Regions from separate parts of the Mus musculus genome. Here all the other regions are linked to region 1. A link is a loop called in an ENCODE intact Hi-C map of the cell type or tissue named here. Cell type or tissue: heart. All regions are shown on one strand.

What was found. A loop is a pair of places that touch in the nucleus more often than their neighbours do. Peaks named below come from ENCODE experiments on the same cell type or tissue, not always from the same donor. Only the 100,000 strongest peaks of a DNase experiment are listed, where the experiment ranks them.
Region 2: it touches region 1 in a loop (2.1-fold over the local background); 5 of 42 quality-filtered maps call a loop at or near these places.
Region 3: it touches region 1 in a loop (2.2-fold over the local background); 4 of 42 quality-filtered maps call a loop at or near these places.

Annotation. Positions count from the first base shown.
Region 1 is chr15:5,238,512-5,246,511 of GRCm38, reverse strand. Ptger4 (prostaglandin E receptor 4 (subtype EP4)) reads left to right here and starts at 2,325. Exons shown (of 3, transcript NM_008965.2): 1 at 2,325-2,829; 2 at 3,317-4,251. The coding sequence starts at 2,814. In heart, CTCF peaks have their summits at 992 (motif pointing right) and 4,672; DNase peaks (open chromatin) are centred at 2,271, 4,101, 4,601, 7,821 and 1 weaker place; H3K4me3 peaks cover 3,345 bases; H3K27ac peaks cover 759 bases; H3K27me3 peaks cover 2,684 bases.
Region 2 is chr15:5,421,888-5,429,887 of GRCm38, reverse strand. It overlaps the pseudogene Gm46496. Among named protein-coding and RNA genes, the nearest start is that of 5430437J10Rik, 70 kb to the left of the region's middle. In heart, no CTCF peak of the experiment used is centred here; no DNase peak of the experiment used is centred here.
Region 3 is chr15:5,322,400-5,330,399 of GRCm38, reverse strand. Gm41257 (a long non-coding RNA gene) reads right to left here. Exons shown (of 4, transcript XR_875007.1): 3 at 6,788-7,043; 4 at 2,687-3,674. Among named protein-coding and RNA genes, the nearest start is that of Gm41257, 72 kb to the right of the region's middle. In heart, no CTCF peak of the experiment used is centred here; a DNase peak (open chromatin) is centred at 3,219.

The DNA.
Region 1 (8,000 bases):
ATACTTTAAGATACTTAATAATCGTGCTTTTTAGGTGTGTTTTTAATAAGGTCTCATAATACAGCCCAGACTAGCCTTGAACTCAGTCTTCCTATCTCAGCCTTTCAAATGTTGTGAATACAGGTCTGTACCGCTATGCCCACCTTAATATACTCTCTGTCATGAAAAATTAATACCAACAATTTTTAATTAGAAATTTCTCTGAAATGTCATAACTGTTCACAATTCATCCTTACTCTCTTTGCAAACCCTCTCTTACCTCCAAGATCTCTGCTTGTCTCCCTCTCCCTCCTTTCTTCCGTTCCAACCAATCCCTTTCCAAATTTTGTGAGCCTGGGCTTGCTTTATATCTAGTTTATCCAAGGCCATCTGTGTGGACTGAAACTATTTCCTGTAGCCTGAACTACACCAGTATTAATTTTTTGCATTTCAGGAACTTAAAGAGGAAAGAAACTGGGAAGGAGTTTGTTAGCAGGCTATGAGGAATGTCGTCTCATGTTTTTCTGACAACCAGCTAACATGAGTACCAATCATACAGTGTGGCCGGTGAGGAATGGGGGTGCAAGGTAGTTTCCGTCCTTATTTTTCTGGTGTTGATTTGTGTTCTGTGCTGACACCATTCTAGAGATTACTCTCCAAAGGACATGCAGACACCAAAACGACATCAATGGTGACAGCAGACTCAAAAACTGAACATCACCACTGACTTTTTTTTTTATCAGCTAAGAATGCTTTCCCTTCTGATGTTCCTGATGAAAAGGCTTGCACACGAAATGTATTTTGATACCCACATGTTCCCTTATACAAGTAAACACAATTCTGAGTACTTCTCTAGGCTGAAGTTAGTTGAAATCGTAAAATCTTGGTTCTCTCACTACTCGTTTGTTTCTGAGGCTTGCTGAAGAATCATAAATTCTTGGCAGATTTAAAAAAAAAAAAGATTTATTTATGTGAGTACACTGTAGCTATCTTCAGACACACCAGAAGAGGGCATCAGATCTTATTACAGATGGTTGTGAGCCACCATGTGGTTGCTGAGAATTGAACTCAGGACCTCTGGAAGAGCAGTCAGTGCTCTTAACTGCCGAGCCATCTCTCCAGCCCCCATAAATAACAGTAGAGGCATACCTACTTGTTTCACACAAGATTCAAGCCACCTAGTTACCCGGTTAGATGCTAAGCATGGAGTGAGGTTTTTGTAAGAAGTTGAATTGTTCAGAAAACCATACTACAGTCTCATTGTGTAGTTTTTAAAGGATCTGGTGACAGGGTTTTAATTGCCCCCTGGTGTTTTCCGATCTTAAATTCTGTTTTTTAGGAGAATAGTTGATAATTAAGAAATGATTGTTCCTCATCAAAGAAGAAGCCGAACAAACTATAAACCAAAGAATAGGGAAAGGCAAATAGACCTTTTCCGAGTTAACAAAGAGGCAACGCCTGGAAATTCGTTAATTTGCTTGAATTTCAAACCCCTCTCATCCCGCAGGTGAAGATGGCTAGCAGAAACTGAACAGGAAAGCACTTGTTTCAGCCTTCCTGAGGAAGAATGCTCTCTCTCTACAGTTAAACAGTCCCCCTCAACTAAATCTCAGGTGTGCCTGTGGGCCACAGGTCTCCAAAGAAAGCCCTAAACTCTGCCATCTAAGTGAGAAGTTGCAGTTCCGTGTTGCTCGCCTTCCTCCCCGCCTCCGCTTTGGTGCCCTATTGAGCGCAGCTAGGGCACTGCCAAGTAACTCCTTTTATGGTGAGAGGATGGATTCTTAGTCGCCTCCCCGCCCAAGCCTGGTACCTACTCACCGTGCCTCTGCCAAGTCCCACCCGGAGCTCTCGGGCGTACACACCCACGGACAACCACACACCCACTTTTCCTCTCCGCTCTGTGGCTCCCGGGTAGAGCCCTAAAGCAATTGTCCCGACATCTCAAGACCCACATGTTTGATCTGTGGGTGGAAGATGCGAGAATTTAACCACTCTAACCCGCAGAGCAATGTAGACCAGACACAGGTCCCAGCATCATTCCCGCTAAATGCCCAGCTTGGGAGTGGCGAAGCTCGAGCTGGCGTTTCCTGGGGACTCGATCTGGGGGGTTTCGGTACCTTCGAGGGAGGGAAGGCACTGAAGCTGCACCCGCAGCCGGGTGGCACCCCCGCAGGTCCCTCCAGACCTCCGCAGCTCTCCGCCCCGCCCTCCATCACCGGGCTCCTAGGCGGTGCTAGAGGAGGTCTCGCCCCGCCCCCTTTCCAGATCAGCCAATGGAAGCCCGGGCCGCGCTATGACTGTCTCCGCCCCCTCCGGGGAAACTTGCGGGAGGAGAAAAGTTTGTTCAGAGGCTGGAGACGCCGAGAGCGAAGCTCGAAACCCGGCAGCGGGAGAGGAAGATGAACGGCCTCAGGTCAGAGCCCCAGGCCCAGTGGACCCCGTGCCGCCCCCAGAGCCCAAGGAGCGGCCTCAGCGGCAGCCGCCTTCTCCGGTAGCTGTCCGTTCAGCCCGCTGCTGGGGAGGAGGGAGCCCGGACCTACGCTCTGTTCCACCTGCACGCGTGGCGGCGACACACCTGGACGCTGACCTCCCGCACTAGACCTGCGCGGGCCCTGCAAAGCTGAGACTCGCCTTTGAAAGGAGGAGGCGTTAGTAAATCAAACAAGAAACCCCAGACTGGTCTTCACCGACCCATCCCGCTAGCCTCTCTGGCTTTCCAAGCTTTTTTGAAAGCAAGATACTCTGACCTCAGTTCCGGAAAGTTGGCAGCCACCGAGCCCCGGTTCCGAGACAGCAAAAGCTTGACAAGTTCCGCACTGCGTGGGAAGAGACTGATGGCTGAGGTTGGAGGTAGGTCCTGAACATCTGAGGCCTGAGCCTTGGGCACACCGGGCTCCTAACCCCACCCTACAGGTAAGTCGGGATGGAGGTCTTTGCGTGTTCAGGCGCTCTTCCGGGAAACCAAAGAACAGAATGTCCCATAGTGTCCCAAAATGTCCATAACTTCTTTCGATGAGCATTTTATCCATTCTGTGGGGAATATCACTAGGGAGTCACTTTTCCCTTGAGAAGGGTCTTGCTCATCTCGGCGAGGGAATGAGCTGATTATGGAGCGGTGGGGGTGGGGATAGGCGGGAAATAAATATATTAATGTCAGCAGAGCGGTGCTCTTGACAGAACGGATCCAGACCTTGGGAATTTAAGTAGTCACAGTTAATGAGTAGCTACCGATGAGGAAGTTGGATCTGGGTGCTCTCCTTATCTCTGCGACACAGCATTTTGGCCATGGGTCGAACACCTTGCAAGTGGTAAATGGCTCGTTTCTCTTTCTCTCTAGGTACCATTCCTAGATCGAACCGTGAGCTCCAACGCTGTGTGTTACTAACCACCACCATCATGTCCATCCCCGGAGTCAACGCGTCCTTCTCCTCCACTCCGGAGAGGCTGAACAGCCCGGTGACCATTCCCGCAGTGATGTTCATCTTCGGGGTGGTGGGCAACCTGGTGGCCATCGTAGTATTGTGCAAGTCGCGCAAGGAGCAGAAAGAGACGACCTTTTACACTCTAGTATGTGGGCTGGCTGTCACTGACCTTCTGGGCACCTTGTTGGTAAGCCCGGTGACCATCGCCACATACATGAAGGGCCAGTGGCCCGGAGACCAGGCACTGTGTGACTATAGCACCTTCATCCTACTTTTCTTCGGTCTGTCGGGTCTCAGCATCATCTGTGCCATGAGCATCGAGCGCTACCTGGCCATCAACCACGCCTACTTCTACAGCCACTACGTGGACAAGCGGCTGGCCGGCCTCACACTCTTCGCCATCTATGCATCTAACGTGCTGTTCTGCGCGCTGCCCAACATGGGCCTGGGCAGATCCGAGCGGCAGTACCCGGGCACCTGGTGCTTCATCGACTGGACCACCAACGTAACGGCCTACGCCGCCTTCTCTTACATGTACGCCGGCTTCAGCTCCTTCCTCATCCTTGCCACCGTGCTCTGCAACGTGCTGGTGTGCGGCGCGCTGCTCCGCATGCACCGCCAGTTCATGCGCCGCACCTCGTTGGGCACGGAGCAGCACCATGCGGCTGCCGCCGCCGCGGTAGCTTCGGTGGCCTGTCGGGGCCACGCTGGGGCCTCCCCAGCCCTGCAGCGCCTCAGCGACTTTCGCCGCCGCAGGAGTTTCCGGCGCATCGCGGGTGCGGAGATCCAGATGGTCATCTTACTCATCGCCACCTCTCTGGTGGTGCTCATCTGCTCCATTCCGCTCGTGGTAAGTGTTTGGGGCCTGAGACCCACTGGGCCTCTCTCCTGCATCCATCCGCCTCCACGCTCCCCTCCTTTTCCCTGATTCCTTTGGGGGGGGGGGAGGTGGGCAGAGTTTTCTCCAGTTCTGAGCTGGGACCACTTCAAGGCTTCTCTGAGCAAACCCAGGTTTTCCTTCTAAGTCCTGACCTTAAAGAGACTCAGGAGGTGATTCCCCGCCCCCAGGTCCCCTGAGGTTCTTTCCCCGAAAGCAAAAGTTCTGAGGTCCCCTGGACAACCCCCTGTGCCCCCTCCCCTGCCAGGTTCCCCTTATTGCCCTGTTTTGCTTTGCATCTTCCCTGAACCTTCAGGCGGGATCAGTTAGATGGGGGGAGGGGACAACTCACTTGCGTTACTTACTCTAGCGCTCCACTCTGTGGCCCAGAGTCTGCAAACCCAGGGCGATAAGCTCTGTTGAATTCATTTCCTTGGGAGAGAGAGAGTGCGGGTTCAGCCTTTTTGATTTCTTCAGGCCTTGACTTTTTTCTAAATTATGCAGAATTTTAAAGTTAGAATAGTTGAGTTGCTTTTCCACTTAAAAGCCTAAGGACTCGCTTCACAGAGGAGTAAGAGGGCCTTGCTTAGAATAATCTTGCAGACATAGTCACACTGCTCCCTGCCCTCCCCCAAGCCTCCCTTAGCCCCTCCACCGCCTACCACCCAAAACCTTGAACAGACTCCTGAACTGGGTATGGTTCAAATTCAAGTTCCTTATTCTTTTTGCAAGCTAAGAAAGCATGACGGACTAGTTGGTGTGCACTGCCCTTTAATTTTTAACGAGCAGGAGCAATGCAGTTTCTCCTTGAGGGAGACTCTAGCCCTCACCACTGTAGTATTAGTCTCTCGCTAGAACACTTCTAATTTGCTCCTTTGTGGAACATCTGTCAGTGTCTTCATGTGCTTCATCTCTGAGGACCAGAGTCTTTAAAGCTGCCATCAGCAATGTCGAAAATATTGCAAGCAGAAAGGAGCAAATGCCTCTTCCGATCTCTGCTTTTACATGTGACACTGACAGAACGCACCAGAAACAAATCATTGGTCCAGCAGAATTCTTCATCTAGAATTTATCTTGTTTTGAGCTCTATCTCTCAAAAGACTGCTTTCCCAGAAATTCTAAACTACCTATTCAAAAAAAGATTACCATCTATGTCCACTGGGAGCAAGTAGAAGTACATGTAATGGGCTACTACTCTTTTCTATCTCTTATGAATACTACCAGCTATCTCTGATTTAGACATATTTCTATCTCTTACAAAAGTGACTGTAAATGGAAGAAAACTTAGCGGTGTCTGAGAGCCAGCATACAGTAGCTCCTTGCCAATGTGTGTAAACAGACGTAAATATGACTGGCCAGAAGGGCCTTTAAGCCATCTCAGAACCTAATGCAATTTACAGGGTTAAGTTACACTCGAACCGCATAAATATATTTTACTGTCTGTAATGGCAACTTAAAATAAAGGGAGATCTGGAAGGGAAGAGCTGAGGCCTCTAGTCTCTGCTTTCTATTTTATGGGACAGTAAATGACAAAGTAAGTAGCTGTTATTTACAGGACATCCACTTCACAGAACTGAGGAATCGGAGCTAGGCCATTAGTAACGGTGCACAGGCTCCCTAGATGTTATGCTTAGAAGTGAACATGTGACTCTACAATTCACATGAAGCTACCAATAAAGTAGTCTCCGTTGTCTTCTGGAGAGGCACACGAAACCAATACAATGGGCTAACCTGGCCCTCGGGTTCAGAGCCCTTTATGACAAAGCCTGCAGCGTGAGAGAGGATCCAGAACTGTATTCACAGCTGGCATGTGGATCACATTTTAGCTAATGAAAACTGCTGTGGAAAGTCAGCCCTGGGTAGAGGATGTTAAGTTATAATCTCTCTCTGAGAGCTGAAACGGACTCAGCTAAGGGGTGAGCACGCTGGTCAGAATGCTCCTTGCTTTCGTGAGAAATAAGTAATCAAATAAAAGAGTAGCTTCCGGTTTACCCTTGAGTTTGGGCTACAAAAATCTCCTCTCTCAGAGGCAGTTTAAATAAAGACCAATTGTGACAAGTGATAAGGCACTATGGAACCCAGTGTGGTCACCCACAATGCAAAGCTTGCTAAAAGGACCAAAAGAAACTGTCAGAGTTACAGTCTTTTCTTGGCTGTTTTTACAGCCCCGCCCCCATATTCTGGGAATACTCGAGATTAAAGCTTTGCAAGCTCTCTGACAGTTAAAGCAGTTGGGCGTACATGCTTTCAGTTCAGAGGGAACTGGCAAAGCATCTGCTTTAACATTATGGACTGAAACTGAGTTCTCATACCATTGGACGGGAGGGAAAGTGTCCAGGTCGTTTCCAATGCTTTAGGAAGGCTACTTGGCAGAGCAACTATAGCTGACTTGGACTTTCAGAGAGCTACATACAAGGCAGAGGGAGGACAGGCGGCCACTGAAAAATACGCCAGTGTCTGTCTTTTGGACCTGTGGGAGGAAGAGGCTAGATGAGGTCTTACCAAAAGGTTGATAATTTAGTCTGGAAGGTGAACTTTAATTTGTTCTGCAAAACAGAGCCCAGCTTGAAAGCTAGAACTGAGAAAGACTGAGAACTGCACTGTGGATATGATGAATGGGCCCAGTCTGCAAACTTCTCCACGTGGGTAATAACCAAGGACTAGAGACAGTGGAAGCACACACCATCGCACAAACAATGCTGGGTGGAGGCGGGTTGCTTGTCTTTGTGTCCTTTCTGCGGTTGATAACTGCTCTGGGGTTGGGTGGCTGCTGCTGTTGGATTCAGGAGATGCTGAAGAAGTGAAAGCTCATGCTTAAGATAAATATCTTGCATTCTTTAGAATCAATCAATATAATCAATGGAAACCCCTAAGGTCACCATATTAAGTACGGCAGCTAGATCAATTCCTGGTACTTATTTTTGCGGTTGTAATACTAATGTTGAGACAACAGTTATAATCAGATCTTTTGCCTCGGGGCTAAAGAACTAGACTGTCAGATTTGGAAAGGTATTTTCTTCCACAAGCAGGGAGCCAGGGACATATTTATTGCTTGTTTATTTTTTATTTTTTTATTTTTCTTCTTACTTGGAGCTACCAGTAGTATGGCAAATTAATTAATCTTCCACCTCAGTCAGGTAAAATTTTCATCCTTAGGGAAAGAGTTTCCTGCGTTTCTCTGGTTGCTTACTGGAAAGTCTATCAAGGCATCCCCAGCAGCTTATAAAAGCAGATGAAAACTGTAAACAGGGACACTTTTTGTAGGAGGCAAACTGGAAGTGGACTCATTAAATGATCGCATGAGTGAAAATGCACAGGTAAAAGGGAGGTGATTAATTTAGATGCCACTGTAGCAAAACCAATGAGATGGATCACTTTTCTAAAAAAAAAAAAAAAATGCAACCAAGTTTTAAAAGAACTGCGCTTCCTAGAAGCAATGTTTGAGTCATAATGTGAAACGGAAGGCCTTTAGGAGCCCTGGGAGGACTGCAGAGCAGTACAGAAAAACAGGGTTTTGCCAAACCCAGCAGCTTGTTGGAATCAGCTCAGTGGCTCATGTCCCTACCCACTCCACGCCTCTGTTTCCCCAGCTGCAGATGAAGAACTGTGTCTAACTGGATGGCTGGGAATGAATCTTTCTTCAGTTCTTCTCATCATCTTTACTGACATCTCAAGCTTTGCTTTTATTGAACATCTATAACAGGACATTGTCTCCCTTAGAG
Region 2 (8,000 bases), 180 kb before region 1:
CTGAGTTTCCACTTTGAAATGAATGACAGCCTTCTATTGCTATAGTATTGTGTCATTTGTCACCATGGTGTTCTTCAGTGTGAAATAACCTTTTGATAAGACATGTCTTCAAGAACCAGGTTGTCTGTCCACTTAAATGCTCCACATCAAATTCTCCACTTTCATGGGTTGAGATGAAATGAAAAGAAAGGACTTGATGTTGTGTTTTGAATGTGGTGCCCCAGGTTCTCTTTGGCACTTGGCAAACCTATTTCATGGTTGTCAGTGGTGGTATCATATAACCCAGAATGAAATCAAATGTGTGTTGTAGCCAAGGTTGACACTTAACTACTAATTTTTCCATTTCAAGTTCCAAATACCTGGATTACAGTTGTATACCAAATGTATCAGGCTAGAAATTGAAAACTTAATCCAAGATGTTATAGTTTTTAGAGGTATGACCATTAAGAGATGACTAGATGAATTCTTAGGCAAATGGATGGAACTAGAAAATATCATCAATCACAAAAGAACACATATGGTATGCACTCACTGGTAAGTGTATATTAACCCAAAAGCTCAGAATATGCAAGATACAATTCACAAACCACATGAAGCTCAAGAAGGAGGAAGACCAAAGTGTGGACACTTCAGTCCTTCTTAGAAGGGGGAACAAAATACTCATGGGAAGAAATATGTAGACAAAGTGTGGAGCACAGGCTGAAGGAAAGGCCATCCAGACATTGCCCCTCCTGGAAATCTATCTCATATACACTCACCAAACCCAGAGACTATTTTATCTGACAGGAACCTGATATAGCTGTCTCCTGCAATGCTTTGCCAGAGCCTGACAAATACAGAGGCAGATACTCACAGCCAACCATTGGACTGAGCACAGGGTCCCTAATGGAGGAGTTAGAGAAAGGACTGAAGGAGCTGAAGGAGTTTGCAACCAACCCCATGGAAGAACAACAATATCAACCAATCAGACCCCCCCCCCCAGAGCTACCAGGGACTAAACCACCAACCAAGGAGTACACATGGCTCCAGCTGCATATGTAGCAGAGGATGGCCTTGTCAGGCATTAATGGGAGGAGAGGTCCTTGGTCCTGTGGAGGCTCAATGCCCCAGTGTAGGGAAATGCCAGGGCAGGGAGGCAGGAGTAGATGGGTGGGTGGGGGAGCACCCTCATAGAAACAGAGGGAGGGGGATGAATAGGGGGGCTGGGGGGAAAATTGAAAAGGGGATAACATTTGAAATGTTAATAAAGAAAATATCTAGTAAAAAAGAGATGACTAGACAACTGAGAGAACTCAGAACTGATGCCATTGTCATAAGAAGTGGGTTTTTAATGAGCTTGCTGTCATGTCATCTCCCAGCCTCTGCAGTGGTGCATTGCACCATGTTGGGGTGTAGCCAAAGACCCTCACCAGATGCCAGCAACACATTTTCATAACTATGAGTCAGATAAATACATTTCTGTGTATTATAAATCTGTAGGTATTACATTATGGAAGTATAAGTGATCCAAGCAGAGTCACAAAGCTCAGAGGTTGATACAAGACAAAAAAAAAAAAAAAAAGGAGGAGCAAATAACACAGAGACTAGAAGAGAAGCACAAACAGGAAAGAAGTGAAGATCCCTTTGCTCAATAGCAGAACCCTGCTCTGCAGTCCAGAGGGTCCCATGAGTGAAGAGCAGACCTCCCAAGATCACTGCTAAGAGAGAAGCGCCCATCTCAACACCATCTGCTCTTATACAGCACATGGAACATGGGGAATTTTGTTTATACTTCAAGCATTTCAAGGGATTTTTATATACTCCCCATCCCACGCCCCAAAATAGGCTCAAGGCTTTAGAAGATGGTAATTACAGTAATTGTACGTGAAAAATCACAGGAGGTCACAACTCCAATTAGTATGTTTTAAATGGAGAGCCTGTGGCTCAGAGCAGATGTGACCTTCCTAGGATCATACGGTCTAGAAGAGAGATGCGCCATAAACTTGAACAATCGAAAGCAGAGTAGCTATGTGCTCATGTGAAGGCAAGGTTGTGTTGAAGAATTGTGTCGCTGACACAGGCTAAGTGGTCATCACCTCACTACACCCTTGGCTCTGTTCTGTCACTATTACCAGATAGGGAGGTTGTTTTCCTTTTCAGAATAAATAAACAGTGAGAACCAATAAATATCCTTTTATCTCAACATTTTTTTTCCCGGAAGAAGGGATACCACACACAAAGAAACTTCTTTTCTCTAAAGTAATAAATATTTATTGTGAAACACAAACAGCACACTAAATAAAGGCTTGGGTGCTTTTACTTTCTGACAGCGCAATATTTTCTCCAAGTTCATGGGGACATTGACCCAGAGTAGACACACAAAGAACAGAGTTGACTGATCCTGAGCCCCAGTGTGGACACTGTGCTGGACAGTTTTATGTCAGCTTGACACAAACTAAAGTCACTGAGAGGAGAGAACTTCAATTAAGAAAATGTCTCCATAAGATAAGGCTGTAGCAAGCCTGTAAGGCATTTTCTTAATAAATGATGGATAGGGGAGGGCCCAATCCATTTTGCTTGGTGCCACTCTAGGCTGGGGGTCCGAGGTTCTATTAAAAAGCAGACTGAGCCTGTAGAGACTTGATATGTCAGGATGGAAGGTTACTCAGGATATCTCCACCTTCTCAGAGGAGAAGGGGAAAGAGGAGAGAGAAAGGACTTGGGATGGAGGGACCAGAGGTGTGGGGCAGGGATCCACATTTAAAGTGAACAAATAAATAAATTAATGGCGGGAAAAAAAGTCATGATGGGCAAACCAGGAATCAGCGCTCCTCCATGTTCTCTGCATCAGCTCCTGCCTCCAGGTACATGCATCAGTTTCTGCCCTCACTGCTTTTTTTATGGAACTGTGAGTGAAATAATCCCTTTCCTCCCCACGTTGCTTTTGCTCATCATGTTTCATCACAGCAATAGTAACCCTAATTGAGACAGACACTAAGCCAGTAGTCCACAGGGCATGAGACCACTAAAGCCCCAAACCTTGGTACATGTTGAGTCACTTCTCTACTTGTATGTGAATTTCAGAGATCCAGCTGAGGTTTTGAGGTTTGCACTCCTTCTGGTCTGTCTTGGCCAGCACCCTGAGCAGACCACAGGCACAAAGTCCGCAGCCAGACCCACAACACCTGGAGGTAGCTCCACTCCAAGGCGCTCTAACACACCAGGATCAGAAGATCACAGGTCCCCAGGAGCTTGGTCACACCAGAATCTCAAGGTCCCAAAGGCAGCTTGACTCCCAGAAACTCGGACATACCCAGGATCTCAGGATCACAGAATCACAGAGACAGCTTGACTTGGAGGAGTTCTGACACAATCAGGATCTCAGAAAGGACAGGCTCCAGTCAGACATAGCCAGGACAGGTAGCACTGGAGATAACCAGATGGTGGGAGGCAAGCATAAAAAGATAAGGAACAGAAACCAAGGTTACCTGGCATCATCAGAACCCAATATTCTCACCATAGCAAGTCCTGGATACCCGAACACACTGGAAAAGCAAGATTCAGATCTAAAATAACTTCTCATGATGATGATAGAGGACATTAAGAAGGGCATAAATAACTCCCTTAAAGAAATACAGGAGAACACAGGTAAATAGCTAGAAGCCCTTAAAGAGGAAACACAAAAATCCCTTAAAGAGTTACAGGAAAACACAATCAAACAGGCCAAGGAAAGGAACAAAACCATCCAGGATCTAAAAATGGAACTAGAAACAATAAAAAGATCACAAAGGGAGACAACCCTGGAGTTAGAACACCTAGGAACACCTAGATCAGGAACCATAGATGTAAGCATCAGAAACAGAATACAAGAGATAGAAGAGAGAATCCCAGGTGCAGAAGATACCATAGAAAACATTGACACAACAAAGAAAATGCAAAAAGCAAAAAGCTCCTAACCCAAAACATCTGGGGAAATCCAGGACATAATCAGAAGACCAAGCCTAAGGATAATAGGTATAGAAGATAGTGGAGATTCCCAACTTAAAGGGCCAGTAAATATCTTCAACAAAATTATAGAAGAAAACTTCCCTAACCTAAAGAAAGAGATGTCCATGAACATACAAGAAGCCTACAGAACTCCAAATAGACTTGACCAGAAAAGAAATTCCTCCCATTACATAATAATCAAAATACCAAATGCACTAAACAAAGAAAGAATTTTAAAAGCAGTAAGGGAAAAGGGTCAAGTAACATATAAAGGCAGGTCTATTAGAATTACACCAGACTTCTCACCACAGACTATGAAAGCTAGAAGATCCTGGACAGATGCCATACAGACCCTAAGAGAACACAGATGCCAGCCCAGGCTACAATACCCAGCAAAACTCTCAATCACCATGAAGGAAGAAAACAAGATATTCTATGACAAAACCAAATTTACACAATATCTTTCCACAAATCCAACCCTACAAAGGAAAATAGATGGAAAACACTAACACAAAGAGTGAAACTACACCCTTGAAGAAGCAAGAAAGTAATCTTTCAACAAACCCACACAAACATGATACTACTCTAACAAAAAAATTAACGGAAAGTAACAATCACTTTTCCTTAATATCTCTTAATATGAAAATTAACATTACAACATATTCTAGTCGATTGAAATTCAAAAATATGAGGAATTAGAAATTTGTTGGCTGTCATCCTGTGGTCTCTCTAATTTGGTAATGGGAGTAATAGGTCCAATATTGTACAACCCATATACACTTTCTGCATCTTTGTACATGACAGGGTCTTGCTGTGTCCCACATAACGGTCTTGAAATCATGCTTCTCCTATCTCAGCCTCTCTAGTAATAGGATTGTTTGTTTGATGTTTTTACACTATAGTATGGATTTCAAAACAGCTTACATATTTCAAAATTATTTATATAGCCAAAAGAAATGTAGACAATTAATTTGGGAGGTGGTTTGTAAGAGAACAGCAGAGTAAGACTGAAGGCTTTGCTTGATATTTGTAATTATTGTATCAATTTTGAAGAAGGGAACTTTATAAGTTACTCTTATTCTGAGATGAATGCTTTTCAAAATCATCACAGGCAATGAATCTTACCCTCACCTAATGTCTGTGCCACCCTCCAAGCAGAACCATTGTTCATTGAAACAATTGATGAATGACTTCATGGATAGACCATCTTAATACACACACCATTTCTTAAATAAATGTAACCTGTTCCCTGTGGGCTGAAAGTGACGACATTCACTCAAGTCAAATAGCTTTGACCATAGCAGGAAATCTGTATCCAAAAATTGTGCCTGCAATTCATTCCTTGGTGCGGCAGAACTGTCAACTCTTAGCTTATCTACTATGGAGGTAAAATCCTTTGGTAATGTGAGGGACACTGTAGTGTCCTTATTACAATGAAATCCAATGTCCAAAAACTGTTCTTATTTTGTGTTTGTACCACAGAAAGAGCCAAGATTTTAAGCTCTACTAAAAACAAAACAAACAAACAAACAAAAAGACTTTATCTATTTATGTTCATTAAAAAAACTAATAGCGATATATTATTTTAAAATATCATACAGTTAGTATATTTGGAGTTATTTAAAATTTATATTGAGAAAAAAATATATTTTCAGTATTGCTGTAGACAAATATCTACATAAGACTGTACAATTGATTGTTGTTTTATATCAAACAACTTTGATAATACTCATTTTTATTGTTACAATATTTTATGAATTTTAAAGAATATGAAAAAAATCTAAAGGTATTGCAGGTTTCGAAGGGGGAGGCTCTCCAGAAGAAGTTGAGGTACAAAAGGGCGAGAAGAATGTGATATAAGTCTTTTTACTCAAAATGTGTTTTTAAGTGTTAACAAATTCAGATAAATTGAAATTGTGTATCTTTTCTCATCATGATTCAATAAAACTTAAACCAAACAACAACAAACAAACAAACAGCTAACTCCACAGTTTGCAGCAACCTGTTTGGAGTATGGTTGGCTGGCTTTTGATCTTTGCTTTGTCCCCATCCTTATCTTGCTCTGGTACCATTCACACTAGCATCTTTCTAAAAAGATGATCTGGAACAAACAGATGATGCAGAACAATTAAAACGGATGTGAAACCTGGAGGTCACACCTGATTGCCATTAATGCTGGTCCTGTGAAACCCTAATCACTCCCACCGACTTTGTGGACAGATAAAGGTAAAGAACTTTCCCGTGAAGGTACCACTGCCTAAGCAAACAGAGCATCTCTAGTGTGGCTGCTGCCATATACTCTGAGCCTCCTCTTTATCCCCTAAAGAACGAGTGCTGAAATCTTTATTCACAAAAAAAAAAACAAAAAAACAAAAACAAAAAAAAACAAAAAAAAACAAAAAAAAAAAAAACCCAACTCTTTCATTGTTTATGAGGACCATGTTTGCCAGGTACTTCAAAATCTCAGATATAAACCCTCGCACCCTTTCCCGTCCTAATAGCATGACACGAATCAATAGTTAATTCATATAAAAATATACAACCTGATATGCAGAAATGGGAGAGCTGGATGTAATTGGAGTGCCCCATTAGCACAAGGGCAAGTTCTGCTGGTCCTCTCAGATGTACAGTTGCAATAGGTTGATTTAGAGGACATTCTGCCAAAGGCAAGGAACACATTACGTGGCATTTGATGACATTTCTAGTCTTATAAATCTGATTGTTGGTTCCATGCCCCTAAGAGGTGTGAAATTAAAAGGAAGTCTCATTAGATCAACAAACTTGATTTTTTTTTCCTGGAAAGCATAGTTTTAAGGCTGAGACATTACTTTGTTAATGATCATGCTGTTTTCATCATGATGGATAATTGTGATTGAGGGATCTAGAGAAAAATATTTCGCCATTGTTTCTGCTAAAAATCTATGTAGGACATAAATATTCCTGACACTTTCCTTGAAGTAATAATAATCTCCCATGCAGAATTGCCATTGTTGTCTATCCAGTAGGTTATACTAAGAACCCTGCTCTACATTAGATGAGGTGCTATGATCTAAAGTTCAAGCATGGATTGGCGGCACTCACCTTAATCCCAACACAGGTGCAAGGGGATCTCTATAAGTTTTGAGATCTGCTTGGTTTATATAGTGAGTTTCAGCTTGGCCAAGGATACAGTGAGATCCTACCTTTAGAAATAATTAAAGAAGGAAGAAAAAAAAGAATACTGTAAATGCATTAGTCACCTTCTTAAAATGACCTCATGTGTCACACACTGAGCTTCTGCCAGTTGATCTGTTTTCCATAACACATCATGGACAGAGCTTCTGATCAGCCCCTGCTGGGACTTGGAGCAAGCAAAGGCCTAGGCATTATAAAGTGTGTCATGGTCTAAAGTCTCTTAGAGAAGCATCTCTCAGAGGATCCACAAGTATATTAACATTGACTGTTGAGCTGTCATAGGATTGACCTCAAGTCTATGTCATTCATAAGGTCTGAGTACAGACTGAGGTGAGCCTGATTCAATCCAAAAAGAATAAAACTCCATTCTGAGTCCCATTCAATGTTTTCTGACTTCTAATCAAGTTCACATGCCAAAGGCATTCCTTTGGCTCTTATGCTGAAAGGAAATTGTGGTATGTTCCTGAATTTCCTTTATTAATAGCTGGGTCACACCTAATAGGTGAACACAGTAAAGATTTGATTAATCCCTTAAAGTCGCATTACCCTTAGTGTAGCCAGAGTCAGCAGATATTTGAAAGGTAGCTTTTTTTTATCCCTAAGTTCTAATAATGCGTTATAAAGTATAAATTAACACCAAACTTTCAGAGCTGAGTTTTCAGTCTTGATGTAGATTGCTTTGTAGTGAAATAGATATAGATAGATATAGATATAGATATAGAATAGATGATATATATAGATACAGATACAGACAGAGATACAGATAGAGATAGAGATACAGATATATCTTTTTTCCTGCTTGCCTGTTCCATGGTCCATCATTGCCAATTGAAGTTCTGCTTTCTCTGATTCAATAAGAT
Region 3 (8,000 bases), 84 kb before region 1:
TTTGAGAAAGTGTTTTCAATTTTCCTCAGTTAATATATTATTGTCTGATATATAGTATAGTATTATATAGTATAGCATAGCATAGTATAGTATAGTATAGCATTGCTTAGTTTCATACAACCCTTATTTTTTCTGTTCTAGGGGCTTTACTCATGACCAATAAACAAATTAAAGTGCCTTTCAACATGTGTTAAGATACAGTGATGAATCCCATACATTAGAACTCTAGGTAACAGATGTACAAGACCACTGGTGAGGCAGCTCAAAAAGCTGATGGCTTTAAGAAGTCCTAGAAAATGCCAGACACAAATGAAATCTACATTTCAAAAAAAATCTAAGAAATGAACTGAAATCTGAGTAGTTTGGGGTAGACAATTGTAGAACTGTCTGAAGAAACTAAAGTGTAATCAAAAGCCCCTTTCATGGAACCATTGATCCTTACATTAAAGCAGGAGCCCTCTAGTCCATGGCTGGGCACAGAAATGGATACACCACTAGAGCAATATAGGATCCCCTACCAGTTAGAATTCATAAGGCCAACAAAGAAACGAGCCTTTACAACCTTTCCTGGAGATGTGTTTTATGCATGCTTTATAATGATACAAAATTATAACAGGGAAGGTAGCCCTTATTACTTGAAGGAATGTTCTTCCTCTTCCTCACTTAATCAAGGTTTTTTATCATGAGTTGAGTGTTAACTTTTACTAGAGGCATTTTTATGGTCTGTTGAGATGATCATGTGATTTTTATACGTAAACATACTTATAGTCCTGCATTTTAATTATAACTTTGGATATGTAGAACTATTCTTGCCTCCCAGCAATAAAATAAACATGGTCATGGGACATGATCTTCTTTTTTTCTTTTTTTTAATTGAAAAATAGATTTTTTCTCATACAATATATCCAGATTATAGTTTTCCCTCCCTCTACTCCTCCCAATTCCTCCCCACCTCCCCTCCCCTCTGGATCCACTCCTTTTCTGTCTCTCATTAGAAAAGAAGAGGCTTCAAAGAGATTTTTTTAAAAAACAAGCCTGAAAAAATAAAATGTAAGATGAAGCAAAAACTATCAAAGCAAAGTTGGACTCATCAATCCAAGAGGAGAAAGAGCAAGCAGTAGAGTCAGATACCCACTCATTCTCATGGTTCTGAGTCCCCATAAAAATACTAAGCTAATATCTGTAATGTAAATGCAGAGGACATGGTGTAGGCCTATGTAGGTTCTGCACTTGCTGCTTCTGTCTCTGTGAGCTCATATGTGCCTTGCTTAGTTGATTAAGAGGACCATATTTTCTTGGTGTCCTCTATATTTGGGTCTAACAATCTTTCCTCCTCTTCACAGGATTCTCTGAACTCTGAGAAGATGGATTTGATGGAGACCTATCACTTAGGCTCGCTCTCTCCATTATATAATGTTTGACTATGGATTTCTGCATCTGTTCCCATCCACTGCCAGAGGAAATTAATAATGACTGGATGAGGCAATGTTCTATAAGTATAATATATTAGGAACATAATCTTAATGTTCTCTCGAATTCAGCATACAAGTATTTTCTTAGGTAATTTTAGATCTTTACTCATCAGGGATGGCTGTTTATTGCTTTTGTTTTTGTGTCCTTATCTGATTTTTGTTTAGCAACTCTGGCTTCATGTAATAAACTTAATAATGTTCCTTCCCCTTCTATTTTATTGAGTTTTAAAAGTGCAGCAGAATTTGCCTGTGACTCCATCTAGTCCTGGACTTTGCTTTGCTGGGAAATTCTTTATGACTGCTTCAATCTTGCTGTATATTATAAATCTATTTAAATTCTTTGCAGTATCCTGGTTTGATTTGGGGTAATATGCCTGTCTAGGAACTTAGACACTTCTAGGTTTTCAGGAAAGTTGCAATATAGGATTTCAAAGTCTTCTCTGACGATCACCTGAATCTCCTGAGAATCTATGGCATCCTTTTAACCTCTTATACTAATAATTAGAATCTTAGTTCTCTTTCTTTTAGTTCAATTGACTCAGTGTTTGCCAATTTTATCTGATGTTTTCAAAGACCCAACTGCTCGTCTGGTTGGTATGAACTGGTCTCTGAGTCTCCATTGTATAAATTACTTCCCTGCTCTTCATTAGTTCTTGCTCTGGTTTTCTTCTTTATGGCCCTTTCCCATCGACCCTCCCTTTCTTCCAGATATCTACTCCTTGTATGAATTTCTGGGCAGTTTATATTTCCTAGCAAATCAGAGCTACTACACCCATTAAAGTCTCACCGACATGACTGCCTAAACATAAACTGAACAAGGAGAGCAACCATAGACCTGCCATAGTAGACGGAGGAAACTCAAGAGAACTAAGGAATGCTGAGAGAGGGAGAAGTCATATACCTTGGGGAAGAACATTTGGTTATCCAATACTAAATGGTCAACCCTGAAAACATGTACTCAATTAACATTATGCCAAGTGAGCAGGTTATATTTAGCAATATATATGTATATATACATACATGCATACAACAACAATTAATGAAAAAAGAGACTAACAATTTGAGAGTAAGGAGAGGTATATGGGAGGTTTTGAAGAAAGGAAAGGGGGAAATGGTGTACTAAAATAATATTAAAATTTTAAATATATATTTTTAAAATACTCCCCCCAAAAGGAAAAATGTTCTCAATTTGTCTTACTGTCAGACATACAACTTACTCTGTGTTGTAGGTGGCTGAAGGCTGGCAAAAATCCACTCAACTCTAATTCATACCACATGAAAAGCCTCATGTTCATTGCTGGTAATAACATTCCATAAGGAAGATTATTTAGGCTAATACTCAGCAAGTACACACCAGCAGGCCAAGCACAGCAACCAGAGTTAACGGAAGGTTAATGGAGACAGGAAGGTCTTCATTCTAGATAGTTACTGCACGTGCCCAATGGGATGTGAATACTTTCAGAAACTGACATATTAAGAAGAGTAGACATATTAATCAGGGTAGTAATTGTCTGGAAATTGCATTAGAGGAAGAACCACTGAAAATACAAAGAATCTTCAGCCTTGGAAAAAGAAAACTTGGAATGAACTAGAGTCAGGGAGAATATGAACTCTGCCTCCCAATATATAAATGAACTTCATGTGGCTAAGAAATTAGATTTATTCTGCGTAGTTCCAACAGGAAGAATGACGCACAGTGATTGGAAGTCACAATGAGGCTGACGTCAGTTTCACACAAAGAAGAGCTCTGGAATCCTGGTGCTGCCCAACAATGGAAATGGCTCTGTGAGGTAGTGAGCTTCCATAGCTGGGACAGGAAAAGGCAATAATTTTAATAATGGTGCTGCAGCTGTGTGTAGTTCTGCTCGGGTGGATGATTACAGAAACCAGTGCTCACCAAATCTGAGTGTTCCTCTAAGAGGTCAATGGATATTTTTTGAAATAGACTTTAGTTTTTTGGAAGAGTATTGGGTTCACAGCAAATTTGAACAAAAAAGTTTCCACATTCTTCTTCCTCTACTCACCTATGTGCAGCCTTCTTTATCATAAATAATCAGAGTGGAGCATTTCTCTTATTTCTATTTTTCTTTTGATGTGTTCTTCATAGATATAGCCTTATACATAACTTAGGCTAGTCTTGAACTTGAAATCTTCCCACACAAGTTCTGTGTGTGTGGGAGTAACAGGCACATGCCGACATGCCTAGGAAAGCATTTGTCATGATTAGCAGACAGTGGCACATCATTATCACATAAAATCCATAGTATATACTAACAGTCACATTTAGTGTTGTGGATCCACAATTTTGATAAATACATATTCCCCTCCACCAGTAGGATATGTTTTAAGCACCTTTTACTTGAACTTTCAAATAATTAATGCCCACTCACATTCCACATTTCCAGCATTTCAAATTTCATTCTATGTGGTAGAGATAAAACTACTGGCTGACATTGAACAGGAACAGTCTTGTTCTTCAGAGTCAAAATTCTCAAAACTGTGTTTCATGTAGTTTGTAAAAGTGCCAGGGACCCAAAATGTTCCCAGGACTGACCCAACAGGGAGGACTTTAGCAAAAATACCCAACAAGTATAAACATCTGATTAACCCCCTCAAAGGGTAAATTATCTGCATAAGATTTCTCTCAAATATGAATCTACTGATCTTGCCTAAGGATTGAGATTATATTAAAGGCCTGGTCACATTCCTTACATGCTAATTTCTAGCTGTATGCTAAAAATTTATCTTTATACCCACAGGTAAATGTACCTCTCAGTTCTCATCAACAAAGTTTCTTTCTGCAGCAGAGGCTACTACAGAGATTCACAGCTGATCACAGTGCAGAGACTAAGTGACATCGAGGTGTCCAGCTACAGCTGATTAATCTACAACACAACCCCTACACACGGGGCTTACAGAATGTCATGAAGGAAGGGGCAGAAACATTGTTAGAGCCAGAGGACCAGAAAGCATGCTGCCGGATAGACTTCTAGATATGATAATGAAGCTGCACCCATGGATTCTTAACAATATGATTGCCTAACCAAGACCTACATCATGACAGCACCAGTCAAAAAGCCAACATGGATAAGATAAATTTCACAAGGCCCTACCCCTAGGTGAAGAACCACAGGCAATCAATGAATGCCAAGAAAGGGAGACTCAGTCTTCTCCAGGGATGTGCCTCTGATACGTTATCACAAGGAGTCAGTCAGTACTAAACATGTGTACACAAGGACAACACTAAATGAGCTCCGGGGGGTGGGGGGGTGTCAGGGTTAGGTATGGCACACACACACACAAAACAATCATAATTTTAGAAAAAAATTCATGAACTTGAGAATAGGTGACATGACTTTGGGGAGGAAGATGTAAATGGTGTAAATATATTACACATATATAAAATTCTCACCAAAATGAAATTTTAAAAAAATCAGAAAACATTACACAACTGAATGACATCCCTCATTATCCTATATGGACAAGAATAAAAACAAACAATAAGTCAGTAGAGAATAAGAAAGAATAAAGGTAAGAGCAGAAATTCATGAAGTAGAGGCTAAAAGGGAAACATTCAAAATCAACCAAAGAGTTGTTTCTCTGAAGAAGAGAAAGACAAGACTGACAAGCCTATAGCCAAACTAACCAAAAGAAAGAAATGACCAAATTAATAAAATTATTTTCTCATGAAACACGGAGAACAATCATGAGATACTTTAAATTTTTCTATTACCAAAAGCGCTATAAAATCAAGAACAAAGAATGCAAAAATGCATGAACATGTATGACCTAAAAATTAAATCTAGAGGATATAAATAGCTTAAAGAGATCCATCCATGTCAAGAAATTAAATTGAGGTAATAATGAAATATTTCTGCACTAGTCATTTTTACTGTGATACAATACCATCACCAAGGCAACATAGAAAGTGTTTATTTCAGGTTCATCATTCCAAAAGGATAAGGGTCCAGCACCATCACAGTAGAAGAACATTACAGCAAGAACCATGAATGGTGACATGGGAACAGATAAGAGCTTGCATCTCAAACAGAAAACAAGAAGCAAAGAAAGCAAACTTCGAACTGCATGAGATTTTTTTTTTGAAACTTCAAAATCCACCATAGTGACACACTTCCTTCAGTGAGGCCAAAACCCCTAAGCTACCCAAATACTGTTACCAACTAGGTACCACACATTCAGAAACCCAAGAATACAGTGGACATCTCATTCAAACTACAACAATCTAACAACAACAACAACAAAAAGCTCAAGATTGCATGGGTTCACTGCCAAACTCGATGACACTTTTGAAGAAGAGATAATAACAGTCCTCAAAGTACTCCATACAACAAAAAAGGAAGGAAGACTATGAGCTCATCCCATGTAGAGAGCATTACTTTGAAGATACACATGTAAGGACATATGAAGAAAACTATAGCTCGAAATCCTTGGTGGACACAGATGCAAAACCTCTCAATATAATTCTTATAAACCAAATTCAAGAACATCTTAATTAAGGTCAGACACTGCAATCAACTTGGTTTCATTCCAGGGATGCAAGATGTGTTCAAGATACATAAATCAATATGTGTATTTTGGTACATAAATAAACCAAAAGAGAGAAATCACATGTTCATTTCAACCATCGTAGAAAAATTTTACATGACTATAAGATCTATGAAGAATCTAAGAATAAAAGGATCACATGTTGACAAAAAGACATAAAGCCATATGCAGAAAACTGTTAGTCAGCTTTCTATTAGATGAAAGAGTCAATGAGAATACTTCCTCTAAAATCGGGAACAACACAGGGTACATATTCTCCACCCTGGCTCAGAATAGCCTTTGGAAGCCTTTGGCAGAGAATAAATACAAAAGAAGGAAAGACAAGGAATACAAATCAGAAAATAAAAGGTCAACTTATCCCTATTTTTAAAACATGTATTTATGTATTATTTTAGCTAAAACTATAATTATATCATTTTCCTTTTCTTTCCTCCCTCCAACTCCTTACCTGTCCCCACCACTTCCTCTCTCTCTCTCTCTCTCTCTCTCTCTCTCTCATTGATGTTCTCTTTTTCTTTGATCATTAGTGTTACATTAATTAACAACCTGGTGAATATATTTTGTATTACTTTTGTGTATACATTTTCAAGGCTGTATCCACTTTGTGCTGGATAGCAAATGAAGGGACTATGGACTCATTCCTGGGAGAGACTAGTTCCCTCTCTCTCTATCTCCGAAGTCATTAGTTGACTATAGTTATGTGTCTAGAGGTGGGACTCAGTGAAATTTCCCTTTTCTGGATTACCTACCATGTTTGTTGAAATTGTCTCTGTTCTAGTTTTGTTAGCCATCCATATAGTTGATATTTGGTTGATGCTGCTTTCCTGTTATTCCTTAGAGAAACAATCTCACAGCAGACTTCCTGGTTGCCTGATTCTTCAGTGTTGGTGCCCCTTCTTCCAAAAGGTTGTGAGCCTTGGGTTCATCTGTAGATGTATCTTTTGGGGTTGGGTCCCCACAGTCAGTTGGCCTCTAAATTATAAGCATATGTCATTTTCCAGTTTTCTGCAAAGAGAAAGTTCTTTGATATAGGTAAGAATTATACTAATCTGTAGAAAATGATCACTATTTTAATATAACATAATCCTGTACTTAAAGGACCTTATGAACTTCACCAGAAGTTTCTCAGATCTGATAAATACTTCAGCAAGGAAGTAGAACACAAAATCAACATACAAAACTCAGTAGCTCTCTATATAGAAAATAACAAACCAGATAAGAAAAATCCTATTTACATAACTTTAAAAATTAAAATACACAGGAATTTACCTAACCAAGAAAGTGAAAGACCTATACATTGAAACATGAAGACAATAAAGATGGAAGCTGAAAAAGATATTCATTTGAAGATAAAAAGACATCTCATACTAATGGATTGGCAGGAAAAAAAGATTGTGAAAATGATCATATTGACAAAAGCATTGCACAAATTCAATGGACTCTCCCCCAAAACCCAGTGATATTCCTCAAACAGCTAGAAACAATAAATGCTAAAACTTAGTACAAAATATCCCAAATAGCCAAAGTAATTCTTAGCTTAAAAGGGAGGGGGATTCTAGACAATACTCAAAATCAATTTATATTACAGAGCTATGATAACAAGAACAATATAATGCTGCCACAAAAACAGATGTATAAGCCAGTGGAATGGGATGGAGAAAAATAGAAATAAAACCACAAAGTTGCAGCAACTTAAATTTGTACAAAGCCATCAAAGAGGGGCACAAGAAAGAAAGACAGCATCTTTAGTGGATGGTGCTGTGAAAACTGGATTTCTATCTCTCGTCCTAGACACATATCAATTCAGATGGATCAAACAAAGATCTTAACATAACATCACCAACATTGAAAATGCTAGAGAAAAAAAACATCTCAACATATAAACATGGGCAAGAGCTTCCTGAAAAGGAAACCAATAGCAAGAAGACGACCTCAGGAATTGGCATGCTATTACACGAAACA